2 separate regions of the Homo sapiens genome follow, and region 1 is linked to region 2. A link is an interaction called in ENCODE POLR2A ChIA-PET data of the cell type or tissue named here. Cell type or tissue: MCF 10A. All regions are shown on one strand. Each heading gives the region's core, and the rest is flanking DNA. Links, peaks and the distances in the headings are about the cores only.

Evidence for each region. ChIA-PET counts read pairs that join two places held together with the same protein. Peaks named below come from ENCODE experiments on the same cell type or tissue, not always from the same donor. Only the 100,000 strongest peaks of a DNase experiment are listed, where the experiment ranks them.
Region 1: POLR2A ChIA-PET joins it to region 2 with 5 read pairs; 10 of 35 experiments call an interaction of 5 or more read pairs at or near these places.

Annotation. Positions count from the first base shown.
Region 1 is chr20:25,292,383-25,298,021 of GRCh38, reverse strand. PYGB (glycogen phosphorylase B) reads right to left here. Exons shown (of 20, transcript NM_002862.4): 17 at 5,409-5,616; 18 at 3,730-3,864; 19 at 2,352-2,418; 20 at 10-1,652. The coding sequence ends at 1,500. It also overlaps a transcript of ABHD12 not described here. Among named protein-coding and RNA genes, the nearest start is that of PYGB, 47 kb to the right of the region's middle. RefSeq lists enhancers at 1,853-2,374, 3,420-3,942. In MCF 10A, for the core only: a CTCF peak has its summit at 3,364 (motif pointing left); no DNase peak of the experiment used is centred there.
Region 2 is chr20:25,231,143-25,236,781 of GRCh38, reverse strand. LOC105372579 (a long non-coding RNA gene) reads left to right here. Exons shown (of 3, transcript XR_001754564.3): 1 at 1-1,644; 2 at 3,335-3,449. Among named protein-coding and RNA genes, the nearest start is that of PYGB, 14 kb to the left of the region's middle. In MCF 10A, for the core only: no CTCF peak of the experiment used is centred there; DNase peaks (open chromatin) are centred at 1,571 and 3,181.

The DNA of each region.
Region 1 (5,639 bases), core at 793-4,792, 61 kb before region 2:
GACCCCATGTCAGCCAACCACAGCCACAAAGGTTTAATCAGTTTTTATCTCACAAGGCAGTAACAATGAGGGGCACAGTGGTGGTCAGGGTGGTGGCCCCAGTGGCCAACTAGGGGAGTATGGCCTCCTCCACAGAGCCGCTGCCTGGGGAAGATGCTGTCAGGGCACGACCACAGCCCAGCACTTGCCCCACTCAATAAAAGGCTGTAGTGCTCTGGTGGGCTGTGCACCGTGCGCAGATCCTCCTGGTGGGCACTGGAGGCCAGGGAGAAAAAGAGCCTCCCCGCAGCCCAGATCCAGCATGCAAGGTGCTAGATTTCTCGGCAATTCCACAGGGAAGGACAGTAGCCTGTTCCCTGCCCTCTCTCTTGGGCAATGGGAGGCAGGTTGCCAGCCTTGGGGAGGGGCAAGGCTGTGAGGGGCTCACCCCCACCTCCCAGTGCCAGGCCTGCTGTCCAAGCAGAGCACAAATGGGTTCCTCCGGGACCCCTGGTCCTTTTTCCAGACGAGGCTGTGGCACTGGTGGAAAGGGAGGGAGAATGGAGCCTGGCCCTTGTGTGTACAACAGGAAATGCACCTCAGGACACAGCAGGAGTCAGCGGGAGGGCACAGACCTGCCCCCTGCCAGGCAGAAAATGGGCCTCCTCAAGCACAAAAGTGACCAAGTACAATTTTCAGTTGCTAAAACAAGAAAAGGCTTCAGCTAGTTTCATTTCCATGTGTAGTTATTTTCTCTTTTGAATAAGCAAAACCAAGCTAAGCTGTGTCAGCCAACTTCATCCTGACCAAGGCCTCTGAGACAGCAGACACAAGCACCCACTCCAGTGTCCCCCTCAGTCATCCCGGGTTCCAAGCACCCACACAATGCCCATTGGATGGCTACAAAGGGAAAGCCCCATCTGGGTCCATGACCCATATACCAGGTGCAGAGCCAGGACAGAGGGCAGGGGGCAGGGGGCTGTGAAGGCGATGCCTAGAGGATCCGACCCCTCCCGGCATGGCCAGGAGGCAGGGCTGGGCAGGATGACTGGGGCTACATGGGGCTTGGCCCTTCCCTGTGGCTGGCAGCCCAGATGCTGCAGTAACACTCATTCCCAGGCTTCACTATGGCCACTGGCCCAGACCCCAGAATCCAGAGGCTCAACACTAAAGACATCGGCTAATACATAGCAAGATGTGTGCAAAGTTCTGGGGGAGCCCAGCAGGTGGCTCCACCTGACTCCCACTCTGGGTGGGGCAGGTGCTGAAGCTGCAGGGCTGGCCACGACCCTTTGTACTGTCAACTCTGGCTTCCTTTACAAGAAACTAGGAGCACTTCTAGCACATTCCTTCCTTACCCTGCTCTCTCAAAACCACCCTGACCCCCATGGCCCCTCCTGGAAACATGGTACTCAGAAAAGCAGGGACCACCAGTGGCTGGCAAAGTGTTTGGGGAAAAAAGGAGGTGCAAAGTCAGCAAGAAAACAAATGCCCGCTGGTCCCGCCAAGGCAGGGTGTGCCTAGTCCCGGGGGATGTTGGGGGGCGGGATCTGCAGGTCGGAGGGCTCCACACCCCAGATCTCCCGTGCATACTCCGTGATGGTCCGGTCACTGGAGAACTTGCCCGAGCAGGCGATGTTCCTGATGACCTTCTTGGTCCACTCCTTGGGGTTCTGCAGGGAAGGAGATGAAATTAGTCTCTGGCGTCACAGGGCTTGGGGCTGCTAAAAACATGGGATTCCAGAACTTTAGGACTGTTTCCAAATGAGCTCCGAGCCTTGGGGCCATCCGCTGGAAGAGGAGGACATTACAATCACTTGTTCGTTGAAAAGGGGACCCCACGGACCAGGAAAGCTACCGCATTCTAGATCTAGGGAGCAAGGAGCTGGAGAGAAGGTCCCAGCCTCGAAAATTCCTGCTAGGGCATGGCCCCCAGGACGACGATAGGGATAGCACCAGGTAAGAACTGCCCAGGCAGATCCAGTGCCAGGGGACATGCCCAGGCAGTCTCCTTCCACCAGGGAGCCTCACAGCTGCCACAAGCTGCAGGTCACACCAGGCCAGCCTTTCCTCGAGGCCAGCCCTGACTGAGGGAAGAGAAGGTCCCTCCCAGGGCCCTGCCCGTCACTCAGTTTCCAGGCCGCACATTCCTTTCTTGGCCATTAGGAGCTGTTTTTTTCAACGGAGGGAGTGACATTGACAGTGACAGCTTCCCTAAAGGCAGGCACAGCCGACTGATGACAGATCAGAATCACAAACCCCTCTGGCCCAGGCCAAGAATCTACTCAGCTTGGGAAATAAACAATCTGACCCAACACGTCTACATGGACCCACCCAGCTGCTCCCCTAGCCTCTGGACCCAGGAGCCTCACCCGGTACAGCTGGTCCACCTGTGCCTGGCACTGCATGTAGGCTTCATAGTCTGCAAACACCTTGAACCTGGAATGGGAGAAAGGAGGCTGGGCCAGGGCAGCAGGGAGCCCTGCCCACACTGTCCCGAGGGGAGAGTCCCAGGGCAGGAGGCCAGGCACCATCCACCTGGTCCTGTCTGGAGCGAAGGGGCCCACCCACGCAGCTGGTCAGAGCCAGGCTGCACCAGGCCCATTTGGCCACAGGGCTTCTCTGTGAGCAACACTTATGTCCTGGGACAATATTTTAGAAAAACCTTATTTCAACCCAACACTCCTTTAAATAAACTGGCATTTAAAACGTGTCTTCCACACGCAGGGCAGTTAGAGCTGCACATGGGAGAGGCCTCCTGGGCAGACAGTGGAGAGCCCATGGCGCCGCCTCAGGGCAGGGGGCACTTGCTGGGGAACGGCATCTCCATTTGCCGTCTTAAGTCTAACTGGGATTTGCCTACACAGGAAATACTGACTTGCAGTTCCTGATGTGCTGAACAAAAATGCCAGATTTATGAATCTACAAATGCATTTCTGTTCACTATCGAGTCAGAAGCACACTTCACGAAATGCAGAGTTCACAATTTTAAAAGCACTTCCTTTATCACAGACCTCAGCAGGGCCCAGGTTCCAGCCCAGATCCCAGCATGTGGTCAGAGCTGGTGTGACTGAAGCCAACAGGTGACACGGTCATCGAAGAGCAGCAGACAAAACTAAAACTAACCCAAAGGCAGCTGAAAGTGGAGGGCAGGTGAATTCCCAGCCCTCGCCGGATTCAACTTTTGCCAACGGTGAAGAACTGCCCTGAGCTGCAAACCTTACAAAGTCTGTAACTCTAGATAAACCATACCATGTGCTAACTGCACTGAAATAAAACACTAACTACATTATAATGTCACATCGTTGCAAGTGAAATCCATTTTCACCACTGCCTGTCACTGGCACTGACGCCTGCCGCGGTTCCGCAGCCCTTGTGCGCCCCCTACCCCACCCCAGGGAGTTTTGGGCCCATGCTCCCTCTACTGGCCTGCTGGGACACGGCTGCCCCTGGGACCTCCAACCAGCAGAGGACACCCCCTCCTGCTCAGCACATTGGTCCACAAGGCCTGGGGGCTGGACTGTGCTGCTGTGTCTCGCTGCCCAGGGCCCCCTGGCATTGCCAGAGGCCATCGCAAACTCCCAGCTGGGGTCTAAGGCTCTGCCCAGTAAGGTCTCATGGGCACAGTGGAGAAGACGTCCTGAAAGCACGGGTTTTGCTCTCCAAACAAGGTGGAATATCCAACCCACGAAGAGGACCCCTCCCTCCCTCCCTCCCTCCCAGCCACCCAACCAGGGAAGTCGGTCCCACCTGTCATGGTGCATCAGCATGTTCACGATGTCCTTGAAGCAGTCTGGCTCCTTGGGAGAAAAAAAGCCACTGCTGATCTGGTCCACGGCCTGCTTCAGCTCGGGCAGGTGGTCGTAGTACTCCCTGGCATTGTACCTGTGAGGCGATGGGCCAGGAGTCAGCAGCCAGCGCCCCAGGTGGGCCACCTTGGAGAACAAGCCATGTTGGTGCCTGGCACAGCCCCTGCCCCAGGATGGCCCTGGGAGCTCAAGGCCTGCACGGTCCAGGGCAGCAGCCAGTGGCCATGGGTGGTTACGAGGCCCTTGAGCAGGGACCTGCTCGAGCAGAGATGTGAAGTCAGTCTAAAGCCAATCCCACCTGCTCCTTTGACTGTTAAAGAAATGTCATCACTAGCAGATCTGCTAGGACATAGTGGCTGATGCCACATTCCTAGTGGAGAGGGCCACTCAGAACTTGGCTCACTGTGAAATCCTGGGCAGAGCTTTTGAAAAACAGACGGCCGGAGGGGCAGGAAGTGAAATGGAGCACCTTGGCTGGGACCTCGAAGATGGAAAAGGAAAAACGCAAGCAAGACCAGACAGGACAAGGCAGAGCTAAGTGGGAGAGGGACGGACGGGCAGACATGGGCATCCCAGGACGGGGCCCGGGCAGAAGAAGCTGTGTGAGGGCGCAGAAAGGGAGCACAGGCCTCTGTGCTCGGGCCAGCAAGGCACAGCTCTGACTTCAGATGGCATGTGTGGTTTCACCTGACCCTACTTAAGGCCTCACAGGCTCCCCAGTGCTTCAAGGCAATCAGGCAACACTGCCTTTTCTTTGTAATTATCGCTTGGAATCAGGCCCGTGCTGGATTCCTCATGACGTCCAGATCATGAAGAACAAGGAAAAACTGAGAAGCTGTCACAGACCAAATGACACTGGGGAGACCTGACGGCCACACACAGTGGAGTGCCCTGATGGGATCCTGGGATGGGAAAGACAGTAACAGAACCCCGGTGGAGTTGGAATGGAGTGTGGGCTGCAGGAGGGCCAGTGCTCTGAGCTCAGTGCAGCCAACGGAGGGGCGCGGGGATAAGGTGGATGAAGCTCTGGGTGCTGTCTTCAGGATTCCCTCCTCCCCTCTGCCACCCCCCAACCCCCCCATCCCCCCCACTCCCCCACCCCCCCCGACCCTGGCCTACACATTTAAAATGTTTCCAAAATACTATTTTTAAACAATTTTAACAGTTACAACTTAGACCAGGGAACCTCAACAGCAGGCAAGCCCCAAATCAGCAGAGTGCTCCCGGCAGAGCGCCCCTGGCAGTGGGGTCCTGCCCAGCCCCAGCCCATTTCTGTGGGGCTGCCTGTGCCCAGGGGGTGTCCCTCTAGGAGACCCTCCCCAGGGGAAAAGGCCTTTCCTGGAGGAGGAGCCCCTGGTCTGGACTCCGCAGATTCAGCCTCAGAGCCGAGACAGGAGCAGCCCAGCACCCCCACGTGGGCCTCGCCCGCAGCCCGGACCCCGTCCATTCCATGCACCTGGAAATGGTCACCCCTGCAGGCAGGCACACAGCCCTGGGTGGGCACTGACCCTAGCACACAGTGGCCTGGCCCCAAGAGCCCAGTCCAGCCAATGCCCCCAGCCCAACACCCTTCATTCTCCATCCTCACGGTGCCAGGTGCCCAGGGGCACAGGCTCGCACCCTTTCCGGTCCAAGGCCTCGACATCCTCCACCCGCAGGCCGAAGATGAAGAGGTTCTCGGCCCCGGCCTCCTCGGCCATCTCCACGTTGGCGCCGTCCATGGTGCCGATGGTGAGGGCCCCGTTGAGCATGAACTTCATGTTGCCTGTGCCTGAGGCCTCGGTGCCTGCAGTGGAGATCTGCTGCGACAGATCAGCGGCCGGGATCACTGTGGAGGGGAGCCCGTGGAGG
Region 2 (5,639 bases), core at 880-4,879:
AGACAGAGGAAGCCCGTAATCAGGGAGCTTGGGAGCTGCCTGCTGGGCAGGGAGGAGCTGTGGACACCAATCGGGCACTCTCAAGCCCTTCCCAGCCTGGCTGTCTCCCTCCTCTGGCCCTTCGGTGTTTCCCTTGGGAGTGGTGTGGGTCCCTACCTGGACTCATCCTGAGGAAGCTGCCTCCTGGAGCAGGCAGGATGCTGGAGCTCCGTGTGGCCGGCCCTGGTTCTCTGCGAAGCCGCTCCTGAGAGCCTGCCTAGTGCAGAAGTGCCCCGAGCTGGCTGCTCTTCCTGCCTAAAACGGGGCACTGAGCACAGGAGCCTCTGGATCTGATCCCCTGCCTGTTTTTGTACGGCTCTCAAGCTAGGAATACCTTTTACATTTTTAAATGATTGAAAAAAAAATCCAAGTAATCATGGTGTTAAAATGATATGAAATTTGAATTTCAGTGTCCATAAATCAAGTTGGGACACAGCTTCTCTCATTCATTTACAGTTGTCTAAGTTTCTGTCACTCTTCGGCAGCAGAGGTGAGCAGCCAAAACAGAGACTGCATGGCCTGCAAAGCCTGAAATATTTACCGGCTGCTCTTTACAGAAAGAGTTGGCCGTTCACTACCCTGGAGTGTGGACCTCTGGGCGAGGAACCTGTATCCGTAGCGCTGCCTTGCACGTCCAGGCTCACAGGTGAGTCCTCAGGAAGGAGTCCCGTTGGTTCTCTATGCAGCATGCCAGGCAACAGGGTGCTTGGGAGGGGAGGCAGGCTGGCCTGGGCAGGAGGATTCTTGGAGGCTCCTTTAAAATTCACTGCCTCACTCAGGGTGATGCACATTAAAACTCCATGGAGCCAGGTGTGGTGGCATGCACCTGTAGTTCCAGCTACTCCGAAGCTGAGGTGGGAGAATCACTTGAGCTCAGGAGTTTGAGTCCAGCCTGGGCAACTTAGTGAGACCCTATCTGTTCAAAAAATGACAACAGCATAATAGGACAGCAGTACTCCCCCCAGAACAGTTAATATTAAAATTACGGACAGTACCAAGTGCTAGCATGGATGTGGAGCAACTGGAATCCTCACACACTGCTAATGGGAGAGTAAAATGTTACAGCCATGTTGGTAGGTTTTTTTTTTTTGGAGACGGAGTTTCGCTCTGTCGCCCAGGCTGGAGTGCAGTGGCACCATCTCAGCTCACTGCAAGCTCTGCTTACCAGGTTCACACCATTCTCCTGCCTCAGCCTCCCGAGCAGCTCGGACTACAGGCGCCCGCCACCACGCCCAGCTAATTTTTTTGTATTTTTAGTAGAGACGTGGTTTCACTGTGTTAGCCAGGATGGTCTCGATATGCTGACCTCGTGATCCGCCCACCTCAGCCTCCCAAAGTGCTGGGATTACAGGCGTGAGGCACCGCGCCCGGCCATTAGTAGGTTCTTATAACCGGTTATAACTGGTTGGTAGGTTCTTATAAAGTTAAACATTCACATGACATATGACCCAGCCATTCTGCCTTTAGATATTCATCCAAAAGAAATAAAAATATATGCCTATAAAAGCCTTGCACAAGAATGGACACAGAAGACTTATTCATTAAAGCTCCAAAGAGGAAACGGCCCAGGGGAATATCAACAGGCAAATGAAGAAACAAAGTGTGGTATGTTGAAATAATTGATTACTATTCAACAATGAAAAGGAATGAGCTGCATGCATCCACCTGCATGAATCTCACAAACATCATGCTTAGCTGAAGACCAGACACACAAGAGCAGACACTGGATGATGCCATTTACATAATGTTCCAGAACGGGTGACAGTAATACGTCATGACGGACATCAGATAGGGGCTGCTAGAGTCCAGGGGCAGGGTACTCTCAGAGTTTTCTGGGGTAATAGCAATGTTCTCTATTTTGATGGGGGTGTGAGCCACATGGGTGCATGCATTTGCCAAAATGATTTGAACTGTACACCTAAGATCTGTGTGTCCTATTATGTGAGGAAAAGAGAGATCAGATTGTTACTGTGTCTGTGTAGAAAGAAGTAGACATAGGAGACTCCATTTTGTTCTGTACTAAGAAAAATTCTTCTGCCTTGAGATTCTGTTAATCTGTAACCTTACCCCCAACTCTGTGCTCCTTGAAACATGTGCTGTGTCAACTCAGGGTTAAATGGATTAAGGGCTGTGCAAGATGTGCTTTGTTAAACAGATGCTTGAAGGCAGCATGCTCCTTAAGAGTCATCACCACTCCCTAATCTCAAGTATCCAGGGACACAAAACACTGGGGAAGGCCGCAGGGACCTCTGCCTAGGAAAGCCAGGTATTGTCCAAGGTTTCTCCCCATGTGATAGCCTGAGATATGGCCTCATGGGAAGGGAAAGACCTGACCATCCCCCAGCCCGACACCCATAAAGGGTCTGTGCTGAGGAGGATTAGTAAAAGAGGAAAGAACGCCTCTTTGCAGTTGAGACAAGAGGAAGGCATCTGTCTCCTGCTCGTCCCTGGGCAATGGAATGTCTTGGTGTAAAACCCGATTGTATAGTCCATCTACTGAGATAGGGGAAAACCGCCTTAGGGCTGGAGGTGGGACATGAGGGCAGCAATACTGCTTTTTAAGGCATTGAGATGTTTATGTGTATGTATATCTAAAGCACAGCACTTAATTCTTTACCTTGTTCATGATGCAGAGACCATTGTTCACGTGTTTACCTGCTGACCTTCTCTCCACTATTATCCTATGACCCTGCCACATCCCCCTCTCCGAGAAACACCCAAGAATGATCAATAAATACTAAGGGAACTCAGAGGCTGGTGGGATCTTCCGTATGCTGAACGCTGGTCCCCTGGGCCCCCTTTTTTCTTTCTCTCTACTTTGTCTCTGTGTCTCTTTCTTTTCCAAGTCTCTTGTTCCACCTAATGAGAAACACCCACAGGTGTGGAGGGGCAACCCACCCCTTCACTATTATATGAAAATGATACCTCAATAATAAAATATTCTTAGAAAAACATTCACTAGGTCAAGGTAAAACCCAGAGAGAGCTAGTGACTCAAGACCCCATCAGGCAGGGGATGTGGCCACTCTGGGCCTCACAGCAGCAGGAGGAATTCCAGTGGAGGCTTTAAGCCCAGTGTGATTTGTCCAAGGGGAAGTAAAGCAAGGCTCCTGGCAAAAGCCTGTTTGCTCTGCCCAACCATTTCACCTCGGCTGTTTGGCTTGGGTGGAGTCCAGGCCAGGCACACCCACTGAGAAAACAGGAGGATCGCTGGCTGCACTAGGAAATGCCGGGGTGGGGGTGTGGAGGAGGACCAATATCCCCAGTGTGAGGATTTCAATTCCTCTCCTTTTTAGAGGCAACCTCCCGTCACTCAACAGGTGGCTGAGGGACCCCCGCACCAGGGCAGCACCTGCTGGACTTGGGTTCACCAGCGAACGAGCAGGTCTGATGCTCCTCTCAGGGTCTAAGGTGAGGCAAGGACAACACTGAAGTCTAAGGTTTGAAAAGACAAGAGAAGGTCATCTGCTCTCAGACTAGAATGAGCTTTACCTCAGCGGAACTTTCTGGAGGAAACCTATTGTTTTCAGACTGTTGCCTTCTAGAGTTCGAGTCTTCATTTTTCAAACTGCTTTACTGAGATGTAATTTTTATACCAGAAAGCTGCCTGTTTAAGTGCACAAGTCCATGGTTTACAGTATATTTATGGAGTTGTGTGAGCAGCACCATAATCTAAGTGTTAAACTTTTTCAAAAGCCCTGCGCACCAGTCAGTCAGTTACTCTTCCTTCTCCCAACCCCAGCTCCTGGCAACCACCAATCTGTCTCTGTGGACGGGCCATTTCACATAAATGGAATCATAGACTACAGAGTCCTTTGTGTCTAGCTTTTTTCACCTTAGCATAATGTTTCCAAGGTTCACCATGTTGCAGCATGGGTCAGAAATTCAATTCTTTTTTTCTGAGTCTCGCTCTGTCGCCCAGGCTGGAGTGTGGTGGCGCAATCTCGGCTCACCACTACCTCCGCCTACTGGGTTCAAGCGATTCTCCTGCCTCAGCCTCCCAAGTAGCTGGGACTACAGGCGTGTGCCACCACGCCCAGCTAATTTTTTTTTTTTTTTTTTTTTTATGACGGAGTCTCGCCCTGTTGTCTAGGCTGGAGTGCAATGGCGCAATCTCAGCTCACTGCAACATCTGCATCCCGGGTTCAAGTGATTCTGCTGACTCAGTTTCCCGAGTAGCTAGGATTACAGGTGCTCACCACCATACCCAGCTAATTTTATTTTTGTATTTTTAGTAGAGACGTGGTTTCACCATGTTGGCCAGGCTGGTCTTGAACTCCTGACCTTGTGATCCACCCACCTCAGCCTCCCAAAGTGCTGGGATTACAGGTGTGAGCCATGGCACCTGGCTAGAAATTCAGTTCTTTTTAAGGCTGAATACTATGCCAATGTCTGGAGAGTCAGTAAAAAAAGTCCTCTGAAATCTCTTAATTTATAGAAAGCTGAAAACCCTAGTTTATATTATACAGGAACTCTCACACACTGCTAATGGGAGTGTAAAATGTTACAGGCGTGTTGGAAAATGGTTTGGTAGGTTTTTTTTTTTTTTTTTGAGATGGAGTCTCACTCTGTTGCCAGGATGGAGTGCAGTGGCACAATCTTGGCTCACTGCAACCTCCGCCTCCCGGGTTCAAGCGATTATCCTGCCTCAGCCTCCTGAGTAGCTGGGGCTACAGGCACACGTCACCACACCCAGCCAATTTTTGTATTTTTAGTAGAGACAGGGTTTCACCATGTTGGCCAGGATGGTCTTGATCTCTTTACCTCGTTTTCATGCGCGTCCCTGTGAAGAGATCACCAAACAGGCTTTGTGTGAGCAACATGGCTGTTTATTTCACCTGGGTGCAGGCGGGCTGAGCCCGAAAAGAGAGTCAGCAAAGGGTGGTGGATTATCATTAGTTCTTATAGGTTTTGGGATAGGCGGTGAAGTTAAGAGCAATGTTTTGCGGGCTGGGGTGGATCTCACAAAGTACATTCTCAAGGGTTGGGAGAATTACAAAGAACCTTCTTAAGGGTGGGGGAAATTATAAAGAATCTTCTTAAGGGTGGTGGAGATTACAAAGTACATTGATCAGTGAGGGTGGGGCAGAAACAAATCACAATGGTGGAATGTCATCAGTTAAGGCTATTTTTACTTCTTTTGTGGATCTTCAGTTACTTCAGGCCATCTGGATGTATACGTGCAAGTCACAGGGGATGCGATGGCTTGGCTTGGGCTCAGAGGCCTGACACTCGTGATCTGCCTGCCTCGGCCTCCCAAAGTGCTGGGATTACAGGCGCGAGCCACCGCGCCGAGCCCAGTAGGTTCTTATAAAGTTAAACATTCACATGCCATATGACCCAGCCATTCTGCCTTTAGATATTCATCCAAATGAAATAAAAACCTATGCCTATAAAAAGACTTGCACAAGAATGTTCACAGAAGCCTTATTCATAAAGCTCCAAACAGGAAACAGCCCAGGTGACTATCAACAGGAAAACTCTCCCTGTTTTTTTGTTTTTTTGAGAGTCTTGCTTTGCCCCCTAGGTTGGAGTGCAGCAGCACAATCTTGGCTTACTGCAACCTCCGCCTCCCAGGTTCAAGTGATTCTTGTGCCTCAG